Linked DNA regions of Mus musculus: region 2 is linked to region 1. The links are chromatin loops, found by intact Hi-C in ENCODE. Cell type or tissue: gastrocnemius. All regions are shown on one strand. Links, peaks and the distances in the headings refer to the core of each region. The heading gives the core; the rest is flanking DNA.

The links. Peaks named below come from ENCODE experiments on the same cell type or tissue, not always from the same donor. Only the 100,000 strongest peaks of a DNase experiment are listed, where the experiment ranks them.
Region 2: a loop joins it to region 1, with 4 times the contacts of the local background. A loop is called at or near these places in 24 of 42 quality-filtered maps.

The regions. Positions count from the first base shown.
Region 1 is chr11:49,730,224-49,735,600 of GRCm38, forward strand. No RefSeq gene overlaps it. Among named protein-coding and RNA genes, the nearest start is that of Gm36411, 19 kb to the left of the region's middle. In gastrocnemius, for the core only: no CTCF peak of the experiment used is centred there; no DNase peak of the experiment used is centred there; H3K4me3 peaks cover 288 bases; H3K27ac peaks cover 2,419 bases.
Region 2 is chr11:49,866,765-49,872,141 of GRCm38, forward strand. Mapk9 (mitogen-activated protein kinase 9) reads left to right here. Exons shown (of 12, transcript NM_207692.2): 4 at 219-277; 5 at 2,408-2,546. Among named protein-coding and RNA genes, the nearest start is that of Mapk9, 23 kb to the left of the region's middle. In gastrocnemius, for the core only: a CTCF peak has its summit at 3,243 (motif pointing left); a DNase peak (open chromatin) is centred at 3,198.

The DNA of each region.
Region 1 (5,377 bases), core at 140-5,139:
ATGGCCAAGTGTATCTCCATCATCACAGACACCAGCATCGTGATGGTGAGTCTGGTCATTCCCCAGGATATCTGCCTCTCTCCTGTGACCAGCAGGTCCATGCAACAAGGTCAGCAGATGCCATTTTCTTCAGAATGGCTGGGGCTATGTCCTGGAATTCATCCCTGTGTTGAGTGACTGGCCAATGTGTTCCAGGCTCCAGAGACATTCCATGTCCCTCTGGCTGGGAACGCTCAAGAAGAGCTTCCTGGAGGGCCTTCCTGAGATAAAATTGGAGAAGGGACAGGCTTTGTGTAAGAATAGACTACTTCAGGCAGAGTCGAGTGTGAGAGATGAGACTGAAGAGTGCTTATAGGGCAGGGGAGCCTGGCCTATCTAAAGGGAGGCCATGAGAATAGTTATTAGGTGTCAGACATGTCAACTTAGAAGGCCTTAAATGCGAGGGGGAGGAGGCTGGACCCAAGAAACCTCAGAGGCCTCTGATCAGAGACTCAGTCCTGCTGGACCACCTACATTCTGGTTCCGGATGCCCTGATCCTGACCCTGTGTTCTGGGCCAGCTGCAGCCTGGCTTGTGCTGGGACCCACCCAGGTCTGAGCTCACCCCAGCTTTTGCCTTGGTCCCTTTTGTGTTGCTGTAACAGAATACCCAGGATTAAATCATTTCTTGTGAACAGAGTTTATATGGATAATGGTTCTGAAGGCTGTGACATAGAAGAGACGCACATCTAGTGAAGGCCTACCAATCTCTATATGGAAGTCAAGCTTTTATGACCTAACCATAGAGACCCCACATCTCAACACTGTTACATGGGAGTCGAAAGCTTTTGTGGTTTTTAAACATTTATTTGTGTCTGTCTGTACATATACACACCCATGCACTCACATGTTCATATGTGTATGGATGCCAGAAGACAACTTGCAGGAATCAGATCTCTCCTTCTATGTAGGTCCTGGGAATCAAACTCAGGTAAGCAGGGTTGGCCTTTACCAGCTGAGCCATCTTGTTGGTCTAGAAGATGAAGTTTCTAACACATGAACTTTAGGGGATACTTTAAAGCATAGCAGCCTCTCTGCACTGACCTCAGTAGCCTTCCTGGGCTCTCTACCATCCTGTTTCCTGTGTCAGTAACAGTCCCTATACCAGCGTAAGCTGATTAGGCCCTCCTTCATCTGTCCAGAGTCAGTGGACAGGGACCCTTGTTCCTCCCAGTCTGCTCCCACTTGCCTGATCCTACTAATGTTTCAACCATACTCTGAACCCCAGATTTTTGGGGGGGTCTGGAACTGGGGAAAGGACATTTCTTCTCTGACCATGTGCAATGTTTTCCCCATCTTCCCCTCCTTCAGATCCTCTGTGTCAGTAGCAGAGAATGATCAACTGGGGAAGTCCTATAACCAGACAGCAGTCCCCTCTGGGGCTAAGTATGACCCAGTCAAGACTTTCTCCATGTACAATGCTGGATAAAGTTTCCTGACTCACTATCCCTTTAGTTCCTCCTCCTCCTCCCCCTCCTCCTTCTCCTCCTCCCCCTCCTCCTTCTCCTCCTCCCCCTCCTCCTTCTCCTCCTCCTCCTCCTCCCCCTCCTCCTTCTCCTCCTCCTCCTCCTCCTTTTTGGTTTTCCAAGACAGGGTTTCTCTGTGTAGCTCGGGCTGTCCTGGAACTCACTCTGTAGATCAGGCTGGCCTCGAACTCAGGAATCTTCCTGCCTCTGCCTCCCAAGTGCTAGGATTAAAAGCATGCACCACCACTGCCTGGACGATGACTCCTCCCCCTCCTCCTCTCCTCTCCTCTCCTCTCCTCTCCTCTCCTCTCCTCTCCTCTCCTCTCCTCTCCTCTCTCTCTCTCCCTCCCCCTCTCTCTCCCCTCCCCCCCTGTGTGTTTACATGTGTGCATGTACATGCAGCTAGAGTGACAGGTTTTTGCACACCACCATGTGAGTTCTGGGATTTGAACCTGGGTCTTCTACAAAAGCAGTAAGTGCTCTAAACCACTGAGCTGTCTTCTCTGCCCCCAGTCCTTCGATTCTTATCTTGAGTGCTGAGCAGGGATGACCTCATCTTGGTGCTCTGGACACTCCTCCCCCCCCCTTACTTTTCCCAGTCCCACCTCAGTTCTGTGACTGGTACAGGGTATACCAGCTGGCTGTAGCATCCACCTAGGACTTCCCTGCTGTGGCCAACACCAGACGAGATTGGAGAGAAAACCCACTCCACCCCAGTTCTCTGACTTCTGAAAAGCCCTGGGAAATTCCAAGCTCATCACTGGCTCCAGCCCAAAGCCACCACACCCTGCCTCCCCAACAACACCGCAGCCTCGTCCACCCCAAAGCACCCTCTGTTGTTAGTTCTGGGTTCCAGGCTCAGTGTCCTCTTTAGAAACCTCCCCAACAAACCCAAAACCCAGCAATGGCATACATCTGGCTTATACAGAGCTTCCTTCACCCAGTCAGTGCTTTGTGGGGAGCAGGGTCTCCCCTTAATGTCCAAGTGGTGCTTAGGGACTTCATGCCCCTTTAGTGATCCCTCAACACACAGAATGGAGAACCCTGCTGAGTGGGTAGGGTCGGGTGCATGTGACAGCTGTTATGCTGCTATACCTGTGGCTAAGGAAGGAGTCTGGGAGCTCTCTGTCCTCCAGTCCTGCTTCTCTGAAAGTGGTTAAAACCTAAAACTCAGAAATTAAAATCTAGGGCAGAGTGTTGGTTAGCCATAGAATGTGCTGCAAATTCCTAGCCCTACCAGACTGGGGGAATTAGGGAGCTCTGCAGGTGCTGTCTGGAAGCAGAGTGTTAGAAGCCTTCTGAGAGCTTGGCATAGAGTAGCCTGTATTGCCCCTGAGCCATTTGTCTCCACTTAACTCTCAACCCCATGCCCCAGCCACCCCTGCTGTTGTCTGTGGCCTTTCACACACCAGGGTGTAGCTTGCCAAATGAAGAGGTAGGTGGGCACCTGGTGTGTAGGATAGGATTCAGCCCAGGGATGGTCATCTGAAAACCTTGACCACGCCCTCCAAGCCACAGAAGAACTTGTAGGGAACATCCACAACTGGTTCACAGTTCACATTTTCCTTTTGCTGGCCCCAACATAACCACGATTTCACCCAGTGATGGTTCACCTCACAACGGCATGAAAGCGATAAGCTCTCGGCAGATGGGATCCTTCAGAGTTCGAATTCAAGCCTTTCCCTGGGCTAATCACATGAGGTCCACTCGTCTTGCGACACTGAGAAGTGGCACTGAGTCACAGTTGTCCAGCGTAAGGGGTGGCAACTGATATTCCTCCACACACTGTTGTCTCGGTCAGGGTTCTATTGTTGTAAAGAGACACCATGACCATGGCAACTCTTATAAAGGAAAGGATTTCATTGGGCCTGGCTTAGATTTTCAGAGGTTTATCATCATGGCAGGAAGCATGGCAGTACACAGGCAGACATGGTGCTGGAGAAGTAGCTGAGAGTTCTACATTTGGGTCCATAGGTATCAGTAGCATCAGGAGAAAGAAGCAGGACTTGGGCCCTCAAGAACCTCAAAGGCCACCCCCAGTGACACACTTAACTCCAACAAGGCCATACCTAACCTAATCCCTCACTGGTAGTGCCATTCCCTGATGACCAAGCATTCAAATATAGCTCCTATAGGGGCCATTCTTCTTTACATTCCCACAACTGTGTGGCTGAGTTATGGCTTTCTTTAGGTGCACTGTAGTTGTGCTCAGTTCAGGATGTTTTCATCAGGGCATAACTCCAGGAAGTTGCAGGGTACCTGCACTTAACTCTCCAGGGTACATGGTAGAAATAGTCTATTCTCTTGGCTTCTTTTTTTTTTTTAATTTTCTGCATAGGAGTACACCATTGCTCTCTTCAGACACACCAGAGGAGGGCATCAGATCCCATTATGGATGGTTGTGAGCCACCATATGGTTGCTGGGAATTGAACTCAGGACCTCTGGAAGAGCAGCCAGTGCTCTCAACTGCTGATCCATCTTTCCAGCCTCTCTCTTGGCCTCTTGATACTGTTTTTGACTGAGGAAGGCATAGCTCCATGCCACACCCCAGCTGTCTCAGCCTGTGGTTTAAGTAGGTACTGGCAATTAAGACAATCTAGCCTGCAGCCTAGTTGGCTTGCTTGATGGCCAAGCAGGAACCAGAGTCGGATATGGAAAGCCTGAGGTTAACCTTGGGGATGTGGGGTATGGAAGAGCAACCTACAGAAGGCACTGTGGATTTGAGTATCTTTTGTGACACGCCTGCTCTTCCTACTACCCTAGCACTGGCTACCTAGCAGGAAGGAGGCTGGGGGACAAGTCTGGAACCCACAGAGGGTTTCCACTGACCCAAGCAATGCAAGGTGTTGTCTGGGGTTCCGTTTTCACTGGGTTTCCAAGAGGAGTCCATTGAAGCTCAGGGGCTGAGACATCATGTCCCAAGGGAACACAGTCGTGGGAAGCCACAGGGGACATGAGACCCAGTGGATAAAAGAGAGGCCTTGGAGGTAAGTATACGAGGGGTGAAGGGAATAGAAAATCAGGGAACTGACCTGAGAAAGCTAAGGAAGGGTACGGGGGAGGCCAAGCACACAGCTTCCCATCTTTCCTGGCGCCAAGGATCGCCGTTGGCTGTGTGCAGAGGAGGAGGATGAAGCAGAATCTCGGGTCAGGGAAGGGGACACACGAAGGGGACACACGAGGAATGTGGTGCTGATGACTTCCTGCATGAGCCAGCTTTCTGGAGGACCTGCAGAAGCCGCCTCCGCAACACACGCAGGCTGACCCCACATCCAGGAAATGGGAACACAGGATCAGACTCAGCTCCACCCTTGTCCTCCGAGGATGACAATGGGAAGAAGCAGCAGCCTGGTCCTCATTCCAGCCACCCAGTGTCCCTGCCAAAAGAGTCTAACACTAATTCAAGTTGGCTTTTAAATTATTTACATTATTAAAAAAAACCTTCTGTGTATCATGTTTTGACATTCAAAAACGAAACAGAAATAAAAACCAGCTAAAACACAAAACAACACCAAAAAAAAAAAAAAAAAAAAAAACCAAAAACCAAAACAAAACAAAACAAAAAAAATAGGGCTGGAGAGATGGCTCAGCAGTTAAGAGCACCGACTGCTCTTGTGAAGGTCCTGAGTTCATATCCCAGCAACCACATGGTGGCTCACAACCATCTGTAATGGAATCTGATGTCCTCTTCTGGTGTGTCTGAAGACAGCTACAGTGTATTCACATACATAAAATAAATAATTCTTTAAAAAATAAAAATAAATAAAAATAAAAACTCTTTCTGGGGGGCTAGAGAGATGGCTCAGCGATTAAGAGCACTGACTGCTCTTCCAGAGGTCCTGAGTTCAAATCCCAGCAACCACATGGTGGTT
Region 2 (5,377 bases), core at 283-5,282, 140 kb after region 1:
TTACTAGGGTCATGTGAGTGATTCTGTTAAAAGCACATCTTACTTCCAGTTGGTGGTTAAGTATTCCAATGCTGTGCACTAGGATGCTTTGGTAACAACCATAGTAATGAGAAATATTGGGTTCTGCAATCATTTTTCTACCTTTAATACATTTCAGTGTACACCAATTTTTATACTCAATCTGACATACTAAAGTATAATTAATTTTCTCTTTTCAGATAATTAGCTTGTTAAATGTGTTCACACCACAAAAAACGCTAGAAGAATTTCAAGATGTGTAAGTATCTTTTGCATCAGATTGAAAATTTAGAAACTCAGTGATTTATATTTAGAAAACATAGGCCATTTGCAAGCTCGGGACCCTAGGGTGCCACAGTGCCAAAGAACAAGGATGCCTGCGGTGTTGCTTTTAATCTAAGGCTGTGAGCCTGAGGACTCAGAGCTGTAGTATATAAGGCCTAGCATTCTGATTCCAAAACATGAAAGTCTGTTTCAGCTCTCAGAGGAGAGTCTCCTTCATTCTCTAGATTTGCTCATTCAGGATCTTGCTCTATGCTTTGTACTCAGTGCATTCAGACTCACATAATAATTACTACCCAAACACCCTCCAAAACACCCCTCACGTAAGGCTGCCAGCGCAGTATTCCTTGGCCTAGTCAAGTTGCTGACTTCAATTCCTCGTCACAGGGTAGATGGGGAAAGATCACAGTGAGGCAGTAGGAGAAAGGCTTAGGGGAGGAGCGGTTTGTTCTGCAGATACTGGGACAGAGTGGAATTGACATGGAAGGTGTAGCCAGAGTAAACGAGCAGCAGTGGAGCTTAGCTGGTGTGTGCTGCTACCCAGAGGTCTGGGTGGCTGGGTATGTGTGACAAGGGGGTATGGCTTAGAGAAGTAGCATGCATATAGGAAAGGAAGCCAGAGTGAGATTTCCCACATAGCAGTGATCTTACCTGACATATTTTAAAAGAACACTTGGTTTTGAGGGGCTGAGAATCCACTGTGAGAGGTAGGACAAAAAGGCCTAGTTAGTATGGGGAGGCAATCACTGCAGTTCATATGAGAGGTTCAAGTGGGTAATGGGAAGGGCTTGAGATTAGACACCAACACTGTCTGAGGGTGAGGCCTAGCATCTGCCGATGCTAGATGTGAGAGAGAAATTGAAAGCCACACATAAAGGCTTTTGGCTGAGATATGGAGAACTATGAGAGGACCAGACTTGGGGTGCTAAGTAGCTAGACTCACAAGTAGTTTTAGACATGAATTCAGAGACACTATTGACTGTCCAAGTGGAACAGTGAAGTGGGTAGAGAGGAAAGAACCTGGTGTTCAGGAGGGGCCTGGATTAAAGGAATGGAAGAATAATCTATAAATGGTCCTTCAAGGCACAGCAACCTGGATAGCACCAAGACAGGAACAGTGAGAGGAGAGCCAGGATCTGACTCCAGCCGCTCCAACAAAAGGAAGCAATTAGGCACAGAAAGCAGCCAAGTTCTTAGCACTGGCCTTTGGGTCTCTGCAGATGTGGAAGTCATCAGTTTGGGCAGACACTAGGCATATGCTGAGTCAGAATGTCATGACAAGCAGTGGAGGGGAGTTAGAGATGATGTGTCTAAGCACCTCTGTGGGCTTGGGGTGGGGCTATTATGCTGCTGGTGGACCGTGAGCTTGAAAGTTGTATGGTCAGCCTTAAAAGACAGATTTCACCTAGGGGATGGTAGCACATACCTTTAATCCCAGCACTCAGGAGGCAGAGGAGAGGGATCTCAGAGTCTGTGGCCAGCTTGGTCTACAGAGAGTTCCAGGACAGCCAGGGCTACCCAGAGAAACCCTGTCCTGTCTGAAAAAGCCAAAAAAAAAAAAAAAAAACACCAAAAATCACCAGAAAAAAAAAAAAGGTTTCATTTTTTATAGCAGTCCAAATACATAACCAACCTGTTCGGAAAGTTCAGAGTTCCATTTACCCGCTGTATAAACCCTCTACATTAGCAGCCCTGCCAGAATCATGTATTGTTAAAGAGCAAGAATCTACAGCAGCATGGTATAGATGTTGAAAGGATGATCTAACAAAAGATAGATAGGTGGACAGACAGACAGACACATGGGTTAATAAAAGTAGAAAAGTTTGTACGAGATTGTTTCCATGGTTAAAAAAAAGTTCTGTTTATAATTTGAAAGGCAGAAAAACAATGAGTAAGTTAGTTGTTTGTATATTCTTTGGGTAATTTTACAGACTCCTATTATATATTTGATTCTTTTCAAGCTACTTTATTAAAAGTGCTTTTACTTCCAGCATGCAGTGTTAATACCCCGTCGGTACTGCTTCATAATGATTGTGAGCTAAGACTCATGAAGGAATGTTTAAAAATATTACTAATGAGTGTGGTTGGTCTCTTTTTGAATACTCAGGTACTTGGTAATGGAACTAATGGATGCTAACTTATGTCAGGTTATTCATATGGAACTGGACCATGAGAGAATGTCCTACCTTCTCTACCAGATGCTCTGTGGCATCAAGCATCTGCATTCAGCTGGTATCATTCATAGAGTGAGTAATCACATAACTGTATTTTTAAAAGGACCATTTGGTCGTCAGTCATCTAGTTACAAAAGAACTTAATGTTTTTATGTATGAGTGTTTGTGTGGTGTATGTGCACATGTGTGAGTGCACACTTATTCATGTGTGTTTAAAGGCCACGAGGTCAGTTTTGGCCTTATTTCCTGAACCTGGAGGGAGGCTGGTGGTCTCCTGACTCCGCCTCTCCGACACCCCCAGCACTGGTTTCCAGTTCCATGTGTAAGCACCCTGGCCTTTCACATGGCCGCCGGGGGTTTGAGTTCAGTTCCTGGTGCTTGTGCTCACTCCCTGATCCATCCCCACCCTAAGAACGTCTTTTTCTTCTTTTTAAAGTTTGGTACTTTGAGAGTCCAGGTTAAGCCGTGGAGTCATACTGTGTACAAAACACTGTTCAGATCAGCTTTTCCCCTCAGCCACTGTAAACACAGAGGTAGGGGGCCACCCTACTGCAGAACAATCTTGGTTTTCTGGTTTAGCCTTCCAGTTTGTAGTAACTTTTTTTTTCTATGTAGCCCCAGCTGTCCTGGCACTCACTCTGTAGACCAGGCTGGCCTCAAACTCAGTGATCCTCCTGCCTCTGTTGCCAAAGGCCTGTGCTGGCTTCCCTTCCCTTGTGCACCCCCATAACCAGGTTTTTCAAAGTGTAGCCTTTGCTGCCACCAAGTGGTCATTCCAAGCAATAGACCTTCTGATGGTAAAGTTCACTTTTAAATAGTAACTAAGATTCCTAATGAATCATTCTATTTCTAAAAATTCCCCCAGACCTCCAAATAACTGAGGCCACTTTTTAGTTTTATTTAGGACACTGAATTTTCCATCAACAATATGATGCTTATTTTCTTCCCTCATGCAGAAGGCTTTTTAAAAGTGTATTTATTTTTATTTTATGTATGGATGTTTTGTCTGCATTTATGTCTGTGTACCACATGCATGAATGGAGGCCAGGAAAAGGCATCAGATCCCTTGGAACTAGAGTTCCAGATAGTTGTAAGCCACCGTGTGAGTGTTGGGACCTGAAACAAGGTCCTCTGGAAGAGCGGCCAGTGCCCTTAACCACCGAGCCATCTCTCCACCCTCGCCCCTCTTCCTGTAGGCATTCTTATTGTCTCTTAACTGTTGCTTTTTGTGTGGTGCTGAGATGGAGCCTCAGATGCTGCTCATAGGAGGCAATGCTTTACTACTGAGCTATGGCCGTCAGCCTTACAATACACGTTTAATGAAATGTATGCTTTATGATAACTTCCCAGATTTACAAGCTGTATTGATTTTTGAGGGGACTGTTTTCCCTTACTTGGAGCCGGAGGTGAGGGCAGGAGAATGCCCCTACTTCCTGGAAACTTCATGAGACTATGGCGTGTACTTGCCTTTTGTGGAATGTTTGGTCCTTTAGCCTACAAGCAGGTGAGACAGAGCCCAAAGTAGTGTATGTTTTGCTTAGCACAGTGTTTAGAATCCATGATGATCTGAGACAATGTTGTGTGTCCACCTTGCTCCCTGCCTAGCTCCCTGTCTTACCGGTTCCTTCTGGATCCCTTGTACACTCTTACCTCACACACTCACATCTGCGACTGCTTGGGAAAGGTATGAACGTTGTCATTGAGATGTTCCAAACAACCCTCAGGTACATCAAACTGGATGACAGGCCTCTGTGAGTGAGGAACCCAAGTGAGCCTCCGCATGGCAGTGTATGGTCCCCTTTAAATAGGGCCTCACATAGAGAAACATACCTTCACTTTTGCTGTTAATGCAATTTGTCACGCCTGTCATGGAGAACTCAGGATGAGAAGGGTCATCAGTTCAAGGTCAGCTTGCGCCATATAGCAAGACTCTTGTCTCCAAGAAACAAAATGGCTTCACAATAAATAAAACTTTTAATTATTTGAAAGTTTTAGAGTGAAACAGGACAAAAGGTAAAGTTTTGTCCCTCGCCCTTACCACTTTTACTTTATATAAATTCACAAAATTGGGGAAAATGAAAACCTCTCTCAGCCCTGCAGCCACTTGGAGACGCCCACAGTAGCAGGCTGCCGAGCTCCTTCCAGCTTTGCACAGGTGCTTCAGTGCTCACCTGCGCCAGTGCCAGCCAGCCCGCCTGCCCAGTGTCTGTCCTTCACAGTTTCAAAGTCGGACTCCTCTCAACAGAACCAAATCAGCAAATGGGTTGATTTGCATTTGTATTCATCAAGGATCACATGGTTGCATAAATAGTTATGAAGCCTGCATTCCCTCTTCTTTCTCCTATTTCTGTCTCCTTTTGAAGCAAACTTTGAATTTAGTTTTTGTTATTTAGAATTTGTTATTGTTGTTTGTTTTGGTTTTGGTTTTTGCCTTTTTTATGTGGCGACAGGGATGAAGGCAGAGCCTTGTGCATCCTAGGCCAGCACTCCATCACTGGGCTGTGTCACCAGCCTGACTTTCCGTTCTCTTAATGAATTACTCTAGTGCTCGTTTCTGTGTCTCAGGGCAGTGTGTTTAGAGCTCTTTGACCTTTTTCAGTTTGTGACATAAGATACTGATATATTCCTCGTCCACAAACCCAGCCGTCATCCCTGTGACCCTCTTCCCCTACCTTCCCACTTTAGTTACAATATGGCTCTGTTTGGTCAGGGTTGTGATTTACATCCTCATAAACATGAAAGTTTCTCATTTGGCAGGCATCAGCTGGGATGCCCCTTGCACAGACACCCAGAGCTTTATTTCTATTAGCCTAGCTGGCCAGCAGATGGCAGTAAAGTAGACAGCTGTTCCTGTCACCACACTTTTTAGGCGGGTATGGTCTGGACCAGGGGCTGTTTCCCCT